2 separate regions of the Homo sapiens genome follow, and region 1 is linked to region 2. Evidence: read pairs that join two places in POLR2A ChIA-PET (ENCODE). Cell type or tissue: GM12878. All regions are shown on one strand. Links, peaks and the distances in the headings refer to the core of each region. The heading gives the core; the rest is flanking DNA. Region 1 has its middle 17 kb from the start of LINC00850. Region 2 holds the start of MAGEA11 (MAGE family member A11).

Region 1 (9,066 bases), core at 3,268-5,767, 93 kb before region 2:
TGTTTTCAAGTGTATGTGGAATTTTTACCAAGATAGACCGTAAAACAACTCTTAACAAATTTAAAATAATTGAAGTTGTACAAAATATACGTTTTAATACGAAAATGTATTCATTTCAAATTATACATTTCAATTTAATAATTGAAATTGTACAAAGTGGAAATTTTAAAGATCCAGAATAAAATAAAAATATAACAAAGGACATATTTGTAAAGTCTCCATGTAATTTTAAATAAACAACACATTTTTACTCTTCTTTGTTTAAAAAATTATTAAGGAAAATGAGAAAATATATTCTGATAAATAAAAATGGTAATATGATGTTTTAAAATATGTGGAAATCAGCTAACGTAGTGCCTAATTTTTATCTCCTTGAGTGCTTATGTAAGAAAGTAACAAATGGCTCAAATAAAACATCTAATCATTGATGTTAAATAATTAGAAAAATAAAAGTAAATTAAACCTGAGGAAAACAAAAGGATTGGGATGATATAGACAGGAAGAGAAAAATTAATGAAATTGAAACTTCAGAAACTTCTGGAAACAATAAATGCAATTGATGAAACCAAGTGTTATTTTTTTCAATAGATCAGACTAGCTAAAATGTCCCATGGCAATATGAGAAATTTGAACAATATAGTTGTGGAGAAACAACGGCTATGAACGCAGCCAGAAGTAGAAGAAGCTACATACAAACTCTAATTTGTTATGATAACTACACTCTTCATTTCTTATAGACGGTTCTGAGAAGACCAGTTTTGCCTTGAAATTCTCTGAATTTGCAAGTGTCTACCACGTAGCAGATGCTTTCAAATGCATTAACCCATCAAATTGAAGAAGATCCTGCAAAAGTTAGCAGGGAGATTTCACCTTCCATACTCCATAGCATTTACCGCACTTCCCTTTGCAATGCCATCTATCATCTCAGGAGGCTGCGGATTTCCTCCTTCCACCTGATGCAGGGGCAGAATCTTACGTGACATATCTGCTTCTCTCCACATAACTGTTCTTGCCTAAACACCTGTGCAGGTGCCACTAGTCACACTGAAAGCCAGTATGTCCCTGGGTGCAGATGCCAGACAGGAGGCAGTGGAAGAGTGATTCATCATTCTTTTCAAATTCCAGGTGGCATGTCCATCAAGGACGCATTTCTCATACCCCGGGAGGAGCCCAGTGTTTGTAAGAATTCAGCTTTAGAGGATGGGTGCTCCTCTTCTACCTCTTACGAAGGAATGGAATTTCTGAGCACTATCTATTTGTTTGCCTGTTCAGTTCCCAGCTTCAGATAAGAAGCCCATTAAAATCCTACTGCAAATATGTGAGTGGCTTAAAAATCTACTCTCCACCTTCAGGGCTGTTTCCCAAGAGTCAGGAGATTATGGGCAAAGTATAGTCTATTCACAGCCCATTGGGAAAATAAAGAATGTGTATAGAACTCCCAGGGAGGGAGGACCAGGTGGCTGTGGCTGTGGGACAGGACCGAAGGTGAGCCGTGGGAAAGCTAGGGGGGTTCTGCAGGGGATAGGGATGCTCCATGTTCTGGGGAAAGCAGGGGATTCTGTGCAGCCTCCTGAGGCAGCAAGGAAGAGCAAGCACCAGGCTGGGCCTCTGAGTTGGAATGGAGGGCACGTGAGGGCGACCAAGGGAAGGGTGTTGTAACTCGGGAAAGTGTTGGGGCCAGACAGACATGCTGGCTGGGAGTGTACTTGTCTCTTGTGCCTTTGACGGAGGAACCAAGATGTGGATGAGCACTTGTAGGCTCTCCCATAACATCTTTCATAGTAGGTGCTCAACAGAAGGCACCCAGCAGTCAGCTCCCAGGGGCCCCAACACATGCCACCCAAATTCTGTTTGATTCTCATTGTCACCTTCTTTTGGCCTGCTTTTAGTACTTTGTCCCCAGGGTCCTTCCTTTTGTCACCTGAGAGACATGATGCAGTGGTGAGAAATGAACTACTGCTCAGGAAGTGGGCCTCAGGCTGGGAGGAGTGGGAGCAGCTTGGGCTCCAGTGGAATCAGACTAGAGATCTGGTTCCAGCCCTGTTACTTACTACCCTTGTGATCCTGGGACATTCTCAAGCCCTGTGAGCCTCAGATTCTTTGTCCGTGAAGCATGGGTAATAGGCCTTGACCAATAGGGCTGTTGGAGTGTATGTAATGTAAGTGATGCACCTGGCTCAAGTCCTGACACAAATAAGAAGTTTACGGAATGGCAGATGGCTTTTATTTCTAGTATTTGACCCCAGATCCTAGTATTCTGGGATTTTCTTATTGTTGTTGTGGTTCTCCAGGACTTATCAGAAACTATGCAGGCGAATAGGACATGGAACAATTACTCGGCCAAAAAAAAGGAAGTTTTGTCAATGAATTTCAGTTAGTTTACCCTCTCACGGGGCATACTTCAAAATTTCAGGGTGCAGAACCCTCCCCCAACTGGAATGCAACTCAAAGCTCTTAGAATATGAGTCAAGAATAAAGTCCTTCCCTCTCTCTCAGCTTCTTTTACATCCAAACCACTTTTTTCATTGATTATGTCACGACCCAAAATCTTTCCCTTGTTATAATTGGCCAAATTGCACTTCAGATAAGCTAGTTAGAATGTCTCTTTAATAGAGTCAGCTCTGGCTCACACAACCAGGAAGAAAAACACCTGGCCAGTGGCATCTGAGCCTCACATCCCAGGAGATTCACGCTTCTCTCTAAGGAAACCCTTCCGGATGATGGGTATCCATCACCAACTTCGTGTGCCGTGTTCAACTGCACTGAGACAAGAGTGCAGGACACCTCCCATTCCTGCCCCAGGAGGAGATGCCTCTCTGTTTCATCCACCATCCAAAAGGAACTGCTGAGCATGTTTCCCTTCCAAGCTTTTCTCTCATCCTCTGAGAATCTGGCTCTGGTCCTACCCCATTTCACTAGAATCAGCTCTCCCAAAAGGTACTGCAGTTTCCCAAAGCCCAAAAGGCCTTGGCTCAGGGCATGTACACTCCACCACTCTCACCTGTTGCCCCACACCCTCACCCCTCTCTTATTTTTCCTCTAGATGTTGGAGGACATCTGTCCACCTTAGTTATATGACTGCAGATCCTAGACTCACCCACCGTAAGGTTAGGGGTGGGCCTGGCTTACCTTAGCATCTCCAATACTAACCCAGGGACTTACAAATAGCAGAAGCTCAATGAATGTTTCAGGACGAAATGAGTCAGTGAGCAGGGGAATGCATTTATTCATATTTAATTCAATTACATTCTCAAAGAAGCCAAGCTAATCCAATATGTATTAGCCAAGCAAATATGTATTTCTTAACTACACAGAATACAAGAAAGACAAGAATTAACTATAATTTAATTTTTTTTTTTTTGAGATAGAGTCTTGCTCTGTCGCCCAGGCTACAGCAGTGCGATCTGGGCTCACTGCATGCTCTGTCTCCTGGGTTCACACCATTCTCCTTCTCAGCCTCCTGAGTAGCTGGGACTACAGGCACCCACCGCCTCACCCAGCTAATTTTTTTTTTTTTTTTGAGACGGAGTCTCGCTCTGTTGCCCAGGCTGGATGGAGTGCAGTGGCGCGATCTCGGCTCACTGCGAGCTCCGCCTCCAGGGTTCACACCATTCTCCTGCCGCAGCCTCCCCAGTAGCTGGGACTACAGGCACCCGCCACCACGCCCGGCTAAGTTTTGTATTTTTAATAGAGATGGTGTTTCACTGTGTTAGCCAGAATGGTCTCGATCTCCTGACCTCGTGATCCCCGTGCCTCTGCCTCCTAAAGTGCTGGGATTACAGGCGTGAGCCACCGTGCCCAGCCAATTTAATTTCTTTATTTCTTTATCTCACCCATTTTACCGCTTTGTTCTTTCACATTATAAAAGGTACTTAATCCTCTGCTATGTTATGTTGTCCCAATTCAAGAAATAACATAGATTTTCTTACATAAATAAAAAACAATGCACTTACTTTTAACTATATAAAAAACAGTAAGTCTGCCTACTGTCATACATGAAATGAATGTTGAAGTTCATTACACCATCCATTAAAAGGAACATTTGAACGACTGCAAAAGGAAACAAAGATAAACCTCCAAATCGCCCAAGAGAACAGGAACTGAGAGATGGTCCACCTTGTATTCCCTCACACCCAACACACTCCCCGCTACTGAGAACATTGACTGCTCTCTTCAAACACAGAGTGAAGAATGGGCCTCATGTAACAGGACAGGGAAGGTGGTGGATGTGTGGAACGTGCACTGGCCCAGGCCCTCCCCCAATCTGCCCCACTGGCCCTGGCTGCAACTTCTGCTCAGACTCCCTCTTCCTCCTCTCCCAAAGCCTCTTCATGCAGGGATGGGTAGGAAATGCTCTCTTTAGTACTGACCCTGGCTGCATACTCCAGGACTTTCACATAGCTGGTTTCAATGAGGGCCCTTGGACCCCACAGGAACTGGTAGCACGGGGGATCACTGCTGGGCACCTGGCGGTATTGCAGGTAGTTTTCCTGCACCCAATCTTGGGTGAGCAGCTTCCTCAGCTGCCCAAAGAAACTGCTCCATCCCATCATACACCATTACACTCAACGCTTCCCAGATTGCCTCCTCAGGGGCACAGTGGCCCTCCATTAAGATCATGGTCAAGACCATAATCAGAAGGCCGGTCTCGGGCATGCTCTGATCATCACCCAGCAGGCCATTGTAGGAGAGGCCCAAGCAGGTGACAAGGACGTAGGAGTGGCCGCGGGGTCCACTTCCTTCATGTCAATGCCAAACATCACCTGCATGCACTCTGAGGCTTTGCCATAGATCACAGGAAACTAGTGCTTGTAATTTTTGATGACACTGTCCAGCATTTCTGCCTTTGTGACCAGCTCCTTGACTCGATACTTGTGCAGCAGGAAGCGAACCAACTCAGCCACCTTCCCATTGGAACAAGGACGCCAGGTGAGCGGGGTGTGTCTAGGTGGTTGGCCCCTCCTCTTCCCGGCTGCTGGTGCCCTCACTGGATTGGCTCCATAGAGTGTTGTTGCTGATGGTCAGGGAAAAGGAGGAACCCTGAGACTCAGGGGAGGACTGGGGGACCCAGCAGCAGGCACCTCCTCCAGGGTGCCTTCAATCAGAGTGAAGGAGGAGGCAGCCTCGTGCTCCTCGGTGGCGGGAGCCTGCACACCCACCAGGCCCAGAGCCTCCTGTCCTTGGGCCTCAAGGCCATCCTCAGGCTTGCAGTGCTGACTCCTCTGCTCAGAAGACATGATGACTCTGGTCAGGGCAGCAGGCTGGAGTGCGGGCAGCAGCTGGGCGATGGGGAGGAACCCACAGATCTGGGGAGAGAAGGAGCTTGTGAGGGGCCTCATTTGTGAACCACGCCCTGGAGGCCCTAACAAAGGCCTACTTACAGATCTTCTCCTTCGGTGCTCCTCTGGGGCCTCCTGGGGCTTCTGACCTCCTGGCCGGCCTGTCCGCTGAGAACCTGAAGGAGGAAGTGAGAGGGCACCTCAGGGTACAGCCGGCCAGCAGAGGCTGAGGCTGCAGGACTGACAGTAGGGAAGGTGAGGCTGGGCTCTCTGGAGTCCCTTGTGTTCTGGGGAGTGTGGGGCCCTTGTTGTCCATTCAGATCAGAACCTCGCCTTGACTGCTAACACTGCCTGCGACTCCTCTGCTCTGTGACCTGAGCACAGTGCCTCAGACCAAGGCCTAACTGCCTGGTTCCTGGAGCTCCTAAAAGAGGAATCGAGGGGCCCTCAGGGTGCAGACTGCAAGCACAGCCCTGGCTTTCCAGTGCTGTCAGAAGGGTTGACCAGGCTCTGTGAGGTCCCTACTCTCATGGGGTGCATGGTCCCCTCTGTGCTCACTCACCTTTCTCCTGGAGGGGCCTCATCCTGCCCTTTTGCTGGCTCGAGAAACTCAGATAAAGAGTTCACAACCCTGATATGGAACAGAAGGGTATGAGGGGACCCACATCTGGCCACATGTGCCTAGGTCCACTGGGAGAGACAGCAAGAGATATCCAAATTCACTGGACACCATGTGTCCTGGGCAAGGAGCCTGCTGGGTCCTCATGTTGACTCCTGGCAGAGTCTGGGGCTCTCCCTCTACTGACCTGAGTTCAGCCCCCTAAGACCAAGGCATCCCCCTCCCTGACACTGATGATCCCAGGATAAGAGAGAGACCTCAGCTGACAGCCCTGCCTATGCTCTCTGGGGTGACATCAGGGGCAGGGAAGATTTCTGTGGAGCCCCCGTTTGCGTTCTTGCCTGGGGGTACCCTCAGTCCTCCCTCAGGTTCCTCACCTGGACACCTGGCAGATCCTGGGACCAGTGTGTCAGTCGATCAGACTGGGGTCCCTGTGTTGACCTGAGTCACCCTCTGAAAACAAGGTCCTCACCTCCCTAAGATCTAGAAACAGAAGTGAGGAGGCGCCACATCCCATCACCATTGGGTGGGGTGTCCAGGGCTCACTCCAGGAGCTGGCCCCTTTGGTTCTGGGGTGAGGCTTCCAATGTCTTCCGGTGGGTTATTCATCTTTACTCCTCCTGGCGCCTGCCCTTCCTCAACTCCCAAACTCCTGAGAGGAGCAGCCATCTCGCCTTTACACCAACACCCCATGTCCCCAAGGGTTCCCCAACTTCCTATCTGTGGTACAAGTGAGATTGCCAATTAGGGACATTCCTGATCTGATTGTCCCAGAGCTAAGAATAAGTGACAGCCATAATCTGTGGAGTCCTTTCCTTCTGGGCCAGGGGTACCATCAGTCCTCATGAAGGGGGCACTCCTTGGGTCCTGCTGATCCTGGGACCCCTCCCTCTGCTGGCCAGATGTGGCTTCCTCTGTTGAACTGTAAGTACCACTAATACCAAGGTGTTCACCTCCCTGAGACCTCCCACCTCCCGCCATATGGCAGAAAGGAGAGCATGCCACATGGTACCTATGCCTGGGGCCACCCGGGGCTGAGAACAGTGGAAGCCAGGTTCTGCGAGTTCCCTTCTTCTTGGAGGTGTGGAGGTACCTTCTTACCTTCAGTCTTCACCAACCTTCCTTCTCTTGACGCCTGGAAGACTGGACCCAACCTGTGCTGACCAGGTGTGGCTATCTCTGCTGAGCTGAGGACACCCCTCAGACGGAGGCCCCCACCTCTCTGGGGCCTGGGAGGCAGAAGTGAAGGAACTCTACACTGACACCCCTCAATGGGATTCCCAAGACTGACAAAAGGTGCATATTTCAGGAGTGCCTCCTGTGTCTGGGTGTCCTATAGATATTCAGATTTACTTCCGACAGGGCCTGGCCCTTTCCCTCCTGCTGAACTTTGGACGGTCTTCCAGGTCAAGGCCACCATCTCCCTGGGATCCCTAACGAGGAAGTGGGGGCCAGGTCCGTTCCCCACAGTCCTGCCCGAGGCCCCCCAGGACTGACAGGAAGGGCAGGTGTCCTACCTCTGGGAAAGAAGCTCTGCTGAGTCTTCCCTCAGGGTCCTGAGACTCCTCCCTCTGCTAACCTGAGCCTCCAGTCCTCATACCAAAGCCCTCTCCTCTTTGTTGTCTCCAAGGCATAGGCAGGGATGCACCACATGCAGCCATCGTGCGTGGGACCTCCAAGGGCGGAGGTCCCCAGTGATCTGGAGTCCAAGGTGTCCTGAGTCCTCCCTCTTTTTCCTCCCCTTGATCCTGGCAGGGCTGCGTCAGAGCTCCCCTCTGCCGACCTGAGTCTATCTGTTGGATTCCTGAGGCGAAATGAGGAGGTGCCTTAGCTTGAGATGGGGGCGGGGCGGGTCCCCTGTCCTGTAGTGATTGTCCTTTAAGGCCTCCGTGCTCTCCCGGCAGGACCTGGGCCCTCCGTCTACTCCTCTGAGGTGATGCTCATGGTATCAAGCCCCTTCCCTCCATCAGCCCAGGATGTGGACAGCAGCATCAACGTGCCTGGTCCCCATTCCCAGCATTTCCCAGCGCTGACAGCAAAGACAGAGCTTCCTTCTATGGGGCCTCAGCCCTCCCTCAGAATCCTGACCTTGTTATGCCTGGCAGAGCCTGGCCCCTGCCCTCTCCTAACCAGCCCTGCCCTGGTCATACCAAGCTCTGACTCCAGAGTCCCCTGGGGCTTAAGCGGTGGGGTGGCGAAGGGTGGCCCACAGCCTGAGAAGTCCGCCCCCAGGTGGTCCAGGGCTGGCAGCAGGGGTGGTGCTGGATTATTTGGGGTCTTCCCTCTGGGGCGGGGGCGTCCTCAGTCCTCCCTCAGGGCCTCACCTTGCCTCCTCACGGAAGCTGGGCCCGCTTCCCTCCAACAATCTCATCAGAACCAGGCCCTCACTTCTCTGTGATCCCCAAGGCGCTCAGCACAAGTGACCCCATTCTGGTCAGGTGTGGTCAGCTGGGGCTTAGGGCAGGAGGCTAGTCCACAGCAGTGGCCTCCCCTGAATGTTGTTTCACACAGGCCCCCGAGTTAATGAGCCTTTCTAAAGGAGACAGTGTTAGCTTTGCTTAACACCGAGCTTTCCTCCCTTGCTGTAGACAGGGATACTTGGATGCTCGTGATTTCCACTGGTTTTCTTTTCTACAGAATCTTAAAAGCCTTCTGTACGAAACTTTGTCTGTGAGGAATTACAGTATTAACACTATTCTCAATCAGTGTATATCTAGTGCTTGGATTGGCTTTCACGCTCTTTCTCTCTAACTCTGCGTGTGTGTTCGCGTTAAGCTTTTCAAGTATGGGAAACAGAAAGTGTTTCTGAAGGTGATAATTCTTGCCTCCTGGGATCCCTGGAGAAAGGAAGTCCACATGGAAAAAGAGAGACGGTCTCCAGGTGGAGATACATCTTCAGAGATTTTAAAAACAGTTTTCAGCTTGTGTTCTATAAATGAACCAAAGATGACCTGTGTGTGTAGCCCCTAGGCTGGAGGAAGGCCTTGCTTATTGTTTAGACGTGGGATGTGGCTGGCAAAGGGCCTTGCAGTAGCATCTCAGCTGTCGTGCAGCACTGCTGATGTTTCTCTACTGTTTTTCTTCACAAGACTGAGACCTGTTGGCTCAGAAGCCCATCAGCACAAAACTGAATGTTTCACACAGTTGATGGTTTGAAACGTGGCACAG
Region 2 (9,066 bases), core at 2,914-5,413:
CTTATCTCCCTTTTGCTCTCAGGCTCTGGATAAGAGACTTTGGCGGCCTTCAGCCAAATTATCTTTCGAAGCTTTTGCAAAACCTCCTGGCCTTCCAAGAAGGTTTGTGTTTTTCCTATAACTCCTTCTTATAATTTCTCTCACTACCCTGACTGATCTCCTACACATTAATCTGTGAGAACATGAATTGCTTCAGATTTTGGATTGAAAGGTCTGCAATATTTATAAAACTGTAAACTGTTTCCACCCTTTCCTCTTTAACCTCATGTTCACATTGTTAAGTATTTCTTAGTAAAAAAAATGCACATTTGCACAATAATTCATGTTCAATGATGTTGATTTTAGTTCTATTAATCATAACAAGTAGAGAACAATTTATTTATCTGTCAGGTATAGAATGGTTTAATTGATTATGGCATATTAATGCTTTAAGATTCTAGAGAGTGGTTACAAAATCGAGGGAGATACATACATACTGTCATGGTAAGATTCTGTATCCATTTTATTAAGTGGTAAAGGCAAGTAGCATATCAATATATACATCATTATCAAAATGACCAATATGCTAGTATTTGCATAGCACATCTATATATAAGAAGCCTAAAATCAGCTTTAAAATAATACATATCAGATTAATAATTATGGTGAACTCTGTGATGGGGCTTAAATTGTGGAAGGACTTTGGAAAGGGAGAAATTACAATATATCTGTATATTTAGATTGTTTGCAACAAGAATACATATACACACTGCTATTTTTGTGATGAGACTCTTTAAATAAGAAAAGCAGCAAAAATAGTTGCTGTGTATTAGTCAGTAAAAATAACCGCTAGTTGATGCAACAGACAAACCCTAAAATTTGAATGGATTGACACAAGAAAAGTTTATTTTATGTGCCCATAAGTTCTGATGCGGTTTGGCAGGGGCTCTCCACTCTCACATGACCCAGGGATCCAGGCTGCTTCCACCTTGTGATTCCATCATCTCAAAATGAAACTGCCATGTTTACTGTTGGATGGAGGAAGAAAACTTGGAAATGGCACACTGGTTCTCAAATGCCTGGATGTGACAAACAACACTTCTGCTCATGTTTCAGTGGTAACAAGTGGTCACATGACCCTTCCTAACTGCAAGTGGGCTGTACTGTTCCCATGTGTCCGGGAAGGAGACAAAGACAAAATGTGAGTGAGTGGTATAGTCTCCCCCATAAACTGTTATGTAGGAGGTGCTCAAAAAAAGCAATTATGATAATTTGGTATTACACAACCCTTGTCATTGCTAGAGTTTCTGAGAAGCCCACATTTGCCTTGAAGTTCTCTAACATTTTCAAGTGCCTGCTACGTGACTGATGCTTTGAAATGTAAGATCACAACTGTCCAAGAACTTTGAAAGTCTCAGCAGGAAGGCTCATCAGGGAATCTTCCCTTTATAATACCCTTTAAACAATTAGTAGGCTTTGAACTTTTCCTCCATTTGATTCCTGGTCAAAATTTTAACCTGTGAGTTTCTGCTACCCTTCACATGCCTAAACACCTGTCAGGTGCCTTTAGACACAATGAAAGCACATATTTTCCTGTGGGGCAAGTACTAGACAAGAGAAAGTAGAAACTTGGTTAATTATTCTACTAAAATTTGAGCTAGTACTCCCACCAAGGCAGCATTTTTCACCTCCTGGGAGACTCTGGGGTTTTAGTTCAGCCTCAGTAGATGTTGACTCCACAGTGATTTCCATGTTCTTTCCTCATCTCCAGCTTATGCGAGAGAGTTTAGATTTTCACCACCAAGGTAAGGTCATTCATCCTTGTATGTGTTCAGTGACCAGTTTCAAATAAAACACCCCATTAAATTCCTATTACGAATAACAAAATGGCTTTAAAAAACTCTCTCTCTGTAACTTCGTATCTCAAGAATAGTATATCATGTGCTAATCACATTCCACTCACCATCTATTTAGAAAAGTTCGAGGGTGTATTTAGACACACAGTTGGGATGACAGGATGTGTAAAGGGGAAGGCAGGTGATTCCGCTTAGCCTTCACAGCAAGCAGCAGGGAGGAGCAGGAAGCAGGCCAGATTCCAATTGGAAGAAAGGGCACATGAGGGAGACCAAGGGAAGGCCTCTGTGGCGCGAGAAAGTGTTAGGGTTGGACAGAAATTCCTGCACTTGGGTAGAGTCAGCTCTCAGGAACCCTAGGGCTCAGGCAGGAGGACCCTAGGTTAATAAAGCCCACAGACTATCCCCAGATTATGTTTCATTCTCATTGTCACCTTCCTTTTGTAGGCCCGCTTTCAGTACCACGTCCACAGTGTCCTTCTTTTGGCCACTTGAGAGACATTATGCAGTACTGAGAAAACAAATGAATTAAGGGACAGAGGTGTACTTCAGGCTGCAAAGAGTGAGAATAGAATGGGCTCTAGATGAATTCAGGCCAACCTTGTGGTTTACCAGTGATATGATCTTGGGAAAGTTACCAAGCACCATGAGACTCAGGTTCATCCAGAAAATGGGTTTGATAGACCATTTTTTTAGGACTGTTGTAATGTATAAAATGTATTAAAACACCTGGGATGATGCCTGGCATGTACTGGATATTTAATGATTGACAGCTATTTCTAGTATTACTGTGACCCCAGGTGCTACCACTCTCTACTTTGGAATATTTTTTATTGTCCAGGACATCTCAGAGAATCTGCAACTCAGTAGGAAACTGCATTTCCTTGGTGAATATGTATGTGGGGGGAGGGGGGTGTACATGTGTGTATGGGTGTGTACTTTCATAGAACAACAGATTAATATGGATAAGAAGACAAGAATTAATGACCTTCTCCTTTTATTTCTCTGTTTCACAACACCAGTTCAGCTTTATTGTTAAGTTCTTACATTCTCCAAGAAAATACCTATTGCAAATCACAGCAAGATGGAAGATTTCCCAAAATGTTTTACAAAATGGCAAACACTTGCACTTGAAATGGATAAGCAAAACAACATGTGTGGTCAGTATCATCCATACACTTAGATGTTGAAGCTAACTAAAACTTTTATTACAGGAACAATATTTGAAAATTACCAAAGGGAAACAAAAAGAAATCTCCAAGTCACCCGATGGAAGAGAAACCTAAAGGCAGTATACAATGTGTTCCCTTCCATTCACTGTGCCTTCTACTACTGAGAACACTGACTTCTCTCATCAAACACAGAGGGAAGAATGGGCCTGATTTCACACAGGACAGGGAAACTGCTGGGTGTGGCCCTGAAGCATGCATTGGCCCATTTCCCTGCCCGCTGGCCCTGGTTGCATCTCATGCTCAGACTCCCTCTCCCTCCTCTCTCAAAGCATCTTCATACAGGGATGGGTAAGAAGTGGGATCCCTCCCATTGGCATTGGCTATGTACTCAAGAACTTTCATCTTGCTGGTCTCAGCGTGGGCCCTTGGACCCCACAGGAACTCATAGCATGCAGGATCAGTGCCGGGCACCTGCCGGTACACCAGGTACTTTTCCTGCACCCAATTTTGGGTAAGGAGCCTCTTGGGCTCCCCAAAGAGGAAGTGCTCCCTTCCAGCATACACCCCCATAATGCTCAGGACTTCCCACATAACCTCTTCAGGGATGCAGTTCCCCTCCATGAAGATTACACCCAGGACTATTATCAGGAGGCCAGACTTGGGCATGCTCTGCTCATTACACTGTATGCCATCATAAGAGAGGTTGAGGGAGGTGACAAGGACATAGGAGTGGCTAGTGGGGTCCACTTCCTTCACATCAATGCCAAAGAGCAGTTGCATGCATACAGAGGCTTCCCTAAATATCTCAGGAAAGTAGTCCTCATAATTTTTGATGACACTCCCCAGCATTTCTGCCTTTGTGATCAGCCCCTTGACTCGATACTTGCGGAGCAATAAATGAACCAAATCAATTATCTTGTCATGTAGTATATCTTGGGAAAAGGACTCAGGGTCTATCAGGTCAGGCGAGGTACTTGGCCCCTCCTTTTCTTGGCTGCCAGAGCCCTCATCAGATAGGCTCCCAAAGATGGCATCCATGGCAGTGGGAGAGAAGGACTCTTCCTGAGGACTCTGGGGAGGACTTGGTGACTCAGCAGCAGGCAACTCCTCTAGAGTGCCCACATTCAGAGTAGAGGAGAAGAAGGCAGCCTCCTGCTCCTCAGCTTGGAGAGCCTGTGCACCCACCAGGCCCAGGTCTTCTTCTTGGGCCTGAAGGCCTTCCTCAGGCTTGCAGTGCTGACTTCTTTGCTCAAGAGGCATGATGACTCTGGTTAGGTCAGCAGGCCGAACTGTGGGAAATATCTGGGTGATGGGGCCCCACAGCCTGGGGAGAGAGGGAGCGTGAGAACAGACTCAGATGAGATATGAACCATGGAGAATCTAACAAAGGCCTACTTACACTTGTTCTCCTCCAGTGATCCTCTGGGTTCTCCTGGGACTCCTGTCCTCCAGGTTGGCCTGTTCTCTAAAAACCTGAAAAAGGAAGTGAGAAGGCTGCTCAAGATGCAGCTGGACATCAGAGCAGGAGGCTCCAGGACTGAGGTAGGGCAGGTGAGGTTGCAAGCTGGGGGTCCCTTTCTGTACTGGGGCAGGTGGGGCCATTTGTAGATTAAGGGTGAACATCTCATCTTGACTACTGGCACTGCCTAGGCTTCCTGTGTTCTGAGATCTGAAGACATTGCTTGAGACCAAGGCCTCACTGCTCAGTTTTTGGAGCTTCTAGAAGAGGAATCATGGGGCCATCAGGCTGCAGACTGCAAGCACCCATCCTGGCACCCCAGCACTGTCAGAAAGGTGGGCCAAACTCTGTGAGTTTCTCACTTTTTTGGAGTGGATGGTCCCCTCTGTGCTCAGGGCCCTCACCTTTCTCCTGCCAGGGCCTGGAAGACACAGCTCTCCTGACCTGAGAAACTCTCAGATCAATAGCTCTTTCCTGATATGAAAGAGGACATGTGGGGATACACATCTGGCCACATGTACACAGGGCTACCCAGGAAGGACAGCAAGAGATGGTGACAGTCAGCAGGGTCCATGTGTCCTCGGGTAAGGAGCCTGTTTGGTTCCCATCTTGATGCCTATCTTGGCCTGGGACCCTCCCTCTGTTGACCTGACGCCATCTCCTTAAACCAAAGCTCTACCTCCAGGAGATATCAGAAGAGGAAATCAGGGAAATAGAAACACCCATGGTCCCAGGGACTTCCCATAGCTGACAGAAGGGGCAGGGAAGGGCTGAGTCCCATGTTTTTGGTAAGTGCTGTCCCGTCAGCCCCCACCTTGATTCTGGTCATGGCCTGGGACCCTCCCACTGCTGACCTAAGTGCAGCCCTCTCAGACCAATGTCTCCCGCTCCCTGAGACCAATGATCCCAGTATAAGAGAGGGGTCTCAGCACATAGTCCTGCACATGCTCTCTGGGGAGACAGCAGGGGCAGAGCAGATTTCTAAGCAGCCCTCTGTGTTCTGGCCAGGAGGAACCCTCAATCCTCCCTCAGGTTTCTCACCTGGACTCTTGGCAGATCCTGGGACCACTGTAGTTGTGGACCATATGGGGCTCTTTCTGTTGACTGGAAGTCGTCCTCTGAGAACATAGTGCTCACCTGCCCAAGATTCCAAAACAGAAGTAAGGGGCCCCACGTCCCATCACCCCATCATGTGGTTGTCCAGGGCTGACAGCAGAGGCTGGACCCTTCGGTTCTGGGGATTCCAAAGTCCTCCTGTGGGTTTTTCATCTTTACTTCTGCCAGGGCCTGTCCTTCCTTGACTCCCAACCCCTGAGATGAGCAGACATATCCCTTTACACCAAGACCTCATCTCCCTGAAGGTTTCCCAACTTTCTGCCTGTGGTACAAGTGACCTTGCCACTTGGGGCCACCCGTGATGAGGTCCCCACACAGCCAAGGACAGGGGACAGAGAGACTCTGTGGGATCCCTTCATTATGGGATGTGGGTATCTCCAGTCCTCACCAAGGGGACACATACACCTTGAGTCCTAAAGATCCTGGGACTCCTCCCTCTGCTGATCAGGTGTGGCTCCACCTGCTGACCTGTCATCACCCCCTTGAAACAAGGTGCTCACCTCCCTGAGCAAGGTGCCACCCCCAACCTCGTGGCAGAAATGTGAGCATGGCACATGCCTCCCCAACTTGGGCCTCCGAGGGATGAAAACAGAGGAAGCAAGGATTGGTGAGGTCCCTTTTTCTTTGGCATGTGGGAGGGTACATTCTTACCTTCAGTCTTCATCAATTTTCCTCTCCTTGACTACTGGCAGATCCTGGACTCCACCCTGTGCTGACCAGGTGTGTATCCCTCTGCTGACCTGAGGACCTGCCTCAGACCAAGGGCCCCACCTCTCTGAGATATGGGAGGCAGAAAGTGAAGGGGCACTACATGGACACCCCTCATGGGATGCCAAAGGCTGACAGATGAAGCAGATTTCAGGGGTGCCTCCTCTCTCTGGGTTTCCTCCAGGTATTCAGATTTACTCCTGACAAGGCCTATCCATGTCTCTCCTGCTGAACTGTGGATGAGTTTTGCAGGCCACGACCACCATCTCCCAGAGAACCCCAACTAGGAAGTGGGGAGCTGCCTCTCTTTCCTAGAGTCCTGCTTGGGGCCTCCAAGGACCGATGGCAGGGGCAGGTTTTCTACCTCAGGGATAATTGGTTGCCTGAGTCCTCCCTCTGGGACTCCTCCCTGGGTTGACCTGAGGCTCCACTCCTCAGACCACAACCCACTCCTTGCTGACACCCCAAAGGCAGAGTGAGGATGCACCACATGTGGCCACCGTGCCTTGGAACTCCAAGGGCCAAGGTCCCTACTGACCTGGAGTCCAAAGTCTCCTGAGTCCTCCCTCTTCTTCTTCCTCTTGATGCTGGCAGGGCTGCACCCCAGACCCCCTCTGCGGAACTGAGTCTCCATCCCTCAGATTCCCAAGGCTGAATGAAAAGGCACCTCAGTTTGAGACGGCGGGACTATGGGGGGGGGCTGTTCTGGGGTGCTGGGTCCCTTCAGTTGTCCCTCAGGCCTTGCTCACCTCCCAGCAGGGACTGAGCCCTGTCTGTGCTCCCCCTAGGTCTTTCTCATGATACCAAGCCCCTTCCCTCTGTCAGCCCAGGATGCGGAAATCAGGATCCACTTGCCTGGCAGCAATGCCAGGAACTTCCCAGGACTGACAGCAGAGAGGGAGCCTTGCTCTGTGGGGCCTCAGCCCTCCCTCGGGGTCCTGACCTTGATGCCTGGCAGAACCTGGGTCCTGCCCCCCCCAACCAGCCCTGCCCTGGTCACACCAAGCTCTGACCCCACAGTCCCCTGAGGCTTAAGCGGCGGGGGGCAGAAGCCGAGGGGGGTGTCAGAGGGGACGGCCCAGCCTGAGAAGTCCATCCCCATGGGGTGATCCAGGGCTGGCAGCAGAGGCGGTGCTGGATTATCTGGGGTCCTCTATCTGGGTAGGGAGCATCCTCAGTCCTCCCTCAGCATCTCATCTTGCCTCCTCACAGAGCCTGGGCCCGCTGCCCTCAGCAGGTCACAAGCCGCCCTTCAGAACCGGGCTATCACTTCTCTCTGACCCCCTAATGTGCAACTCCGCAGTACCAAGCCCGGAGGTCCTTTGCGTTGTCTGCAGGGACAAGGATGGACTTTGTGGCCCCTCTATCAGGATGGGGTGGAACCTCTCCATAATTTCTCAGAGTCCTGATGTTGATGCCTGGAAAGGCCGGGGCCCCACCCTTTATGGAACTGCCTCTGCCCGGGTCACACCATAGACTCGCAGAGTCTCCTTGGGCATTGAGGAGGGGGATTGTCTCAGCCTGATAATTTGGTCCCCTGTTGTTTCAGGGCTGGCTCCAGGGTTGGCGCTGGATTATTTGGGGCCCTCTATCTGGGTAGGAGGACTCCTCAGTCCTCCCTCAGCTCTCACCTTGCCTCCTCATGGAGCCTGGACCCGCTGCCCTCTGCCACTCTCAAGACACCCCTCAGAAAGACGCTTTCGCTTCTCTCAGATCCCAGAGGCGGAAGCCAATGGAGGTCACATCCGGCCCCCACGCCTGGAGCTTCCCTGGATTTACAGCAGGAGCGAACCCGATTCTGCCCGTGTGGGGGCGGGGCGAGGCGAGGCGGGGCGGGGCGAGGCGAGGCGGGGCGGGGCGGGGTGGGGCAGGGGGAAAAGTAGTGGCGAGGGGTGCAGATGTGGTCGAGGGTCATGGGGGTGCCTCAGTCCTCCCTCAGGTTTCTGACCTTGATTCCTTGCAGAGCCTGGAGCTCCGTCCTCTGCCAATGATGTCTGCTCCTCTCGGACCAAGTCTCTGACTCTGAGTCCCCTGAGGTGGCAGTGAGCGGGAGGTGTGAGGTCGGGGGACAACATTGCCAAGGTCTTCCGGGGCTGACAGGAGGGACCGAGCTGGATTCTGTGGCCCCTCTATGTGGGGAGGGTGGACCGTCAGTCCTCACTCAGGAGGGTCCTCCTCTTGGCTACTGGTTCTTTCATGAAGTGATGGGTGGGAGATGCTCTGTTTCTGTCACCTCTGAGCATTGCCCAACTGCACCCCTTGCAGACAATAGCTGCGGATCCCAGGCTAGGTGCTTCCATGTGGCTTCAGTACCCGTGATTGTAGTGACCTCTGGGAGAAGATGCACACCTTCCTACGGGGGCTCCTCCCCAGCCAGATCTAGACTTTGCAAACTTTTGCCCTGAAAGCTTTATTTTTACACTGAAGAGGCTGAGTGGCTGCAAGAAATTTGCGGAAGTCCTGCGTTTAGAATTTATCTAACACTTCATAGTTCATTTTAGTGATTTTCATTTTTTAATTCTCATTCAGTGTCAAAAATCATACTTAACCTAACTGCCTATTTCACTCTAATGGTCAATACTCTAATTTAATCCATTCTTTATCTTCAATTAAAACGATAATTTTTAAAAAGCCAATCTTTATTTACTGACGTGGTTTTAGTGGTTATCAGCACAAATTCCAGCCGTATTCCTTTAATCAACCAGTGTTTCCTCATGTCCTGAAGTTACCCCATGACTACTGGCACCTGTGGTCTGAGACCCTACCCGAGTTTTCCACA

The links. ChIA-PET counts read pairs that join two places held together with the same protein. Peaks named below come from ENCODE experiments on the same cell type or tissue, not always from the same donor. Only the 100,000 strongest peaks of a DNase experiment are listed, where the experiment ranks them.
Region 1: POLR2A ChIA-PET joins it to region 2 with 10 read pairs; 2 of 35 experiments call an interaction of 5 or more read pairs at or near these places.

The regions. Positions count from the first base shown.
Region 1 is chrX:149,804,385-149,813,450 of GRCh38, reverse strand. It overlaps the pseudogene MAGEA7P. Among named protein-coding and RNA genes, the nearest start is that of LINC00850, 17 kb to the left of the region's middle. In GM12878, for the core only: no CTCF peak of the experiment used is centred there; no DNase peak of the experiment used is centred there.
Region 2 is chrX:149,711,015-149,720,080 of GRCh38, reverse strand. MAGEA11 (MAGE family member A11) reads right to left here and starts at 8,021. Exons shown (of 5, transcript NM_005366.5): 1 at 7,919-8,021; 2 at 6,826-6,938; 3 at 5,505-5,600; 4 at 4,404-4,477; 5 at 2,813-4,328. The coding sequence starts at 6,921. The coding sequence ends at 3,305. In GM12878, for the core only: no CTCF peak of the experiment used is centred there; a DNase peak (open chromatin) is centred at 4,400.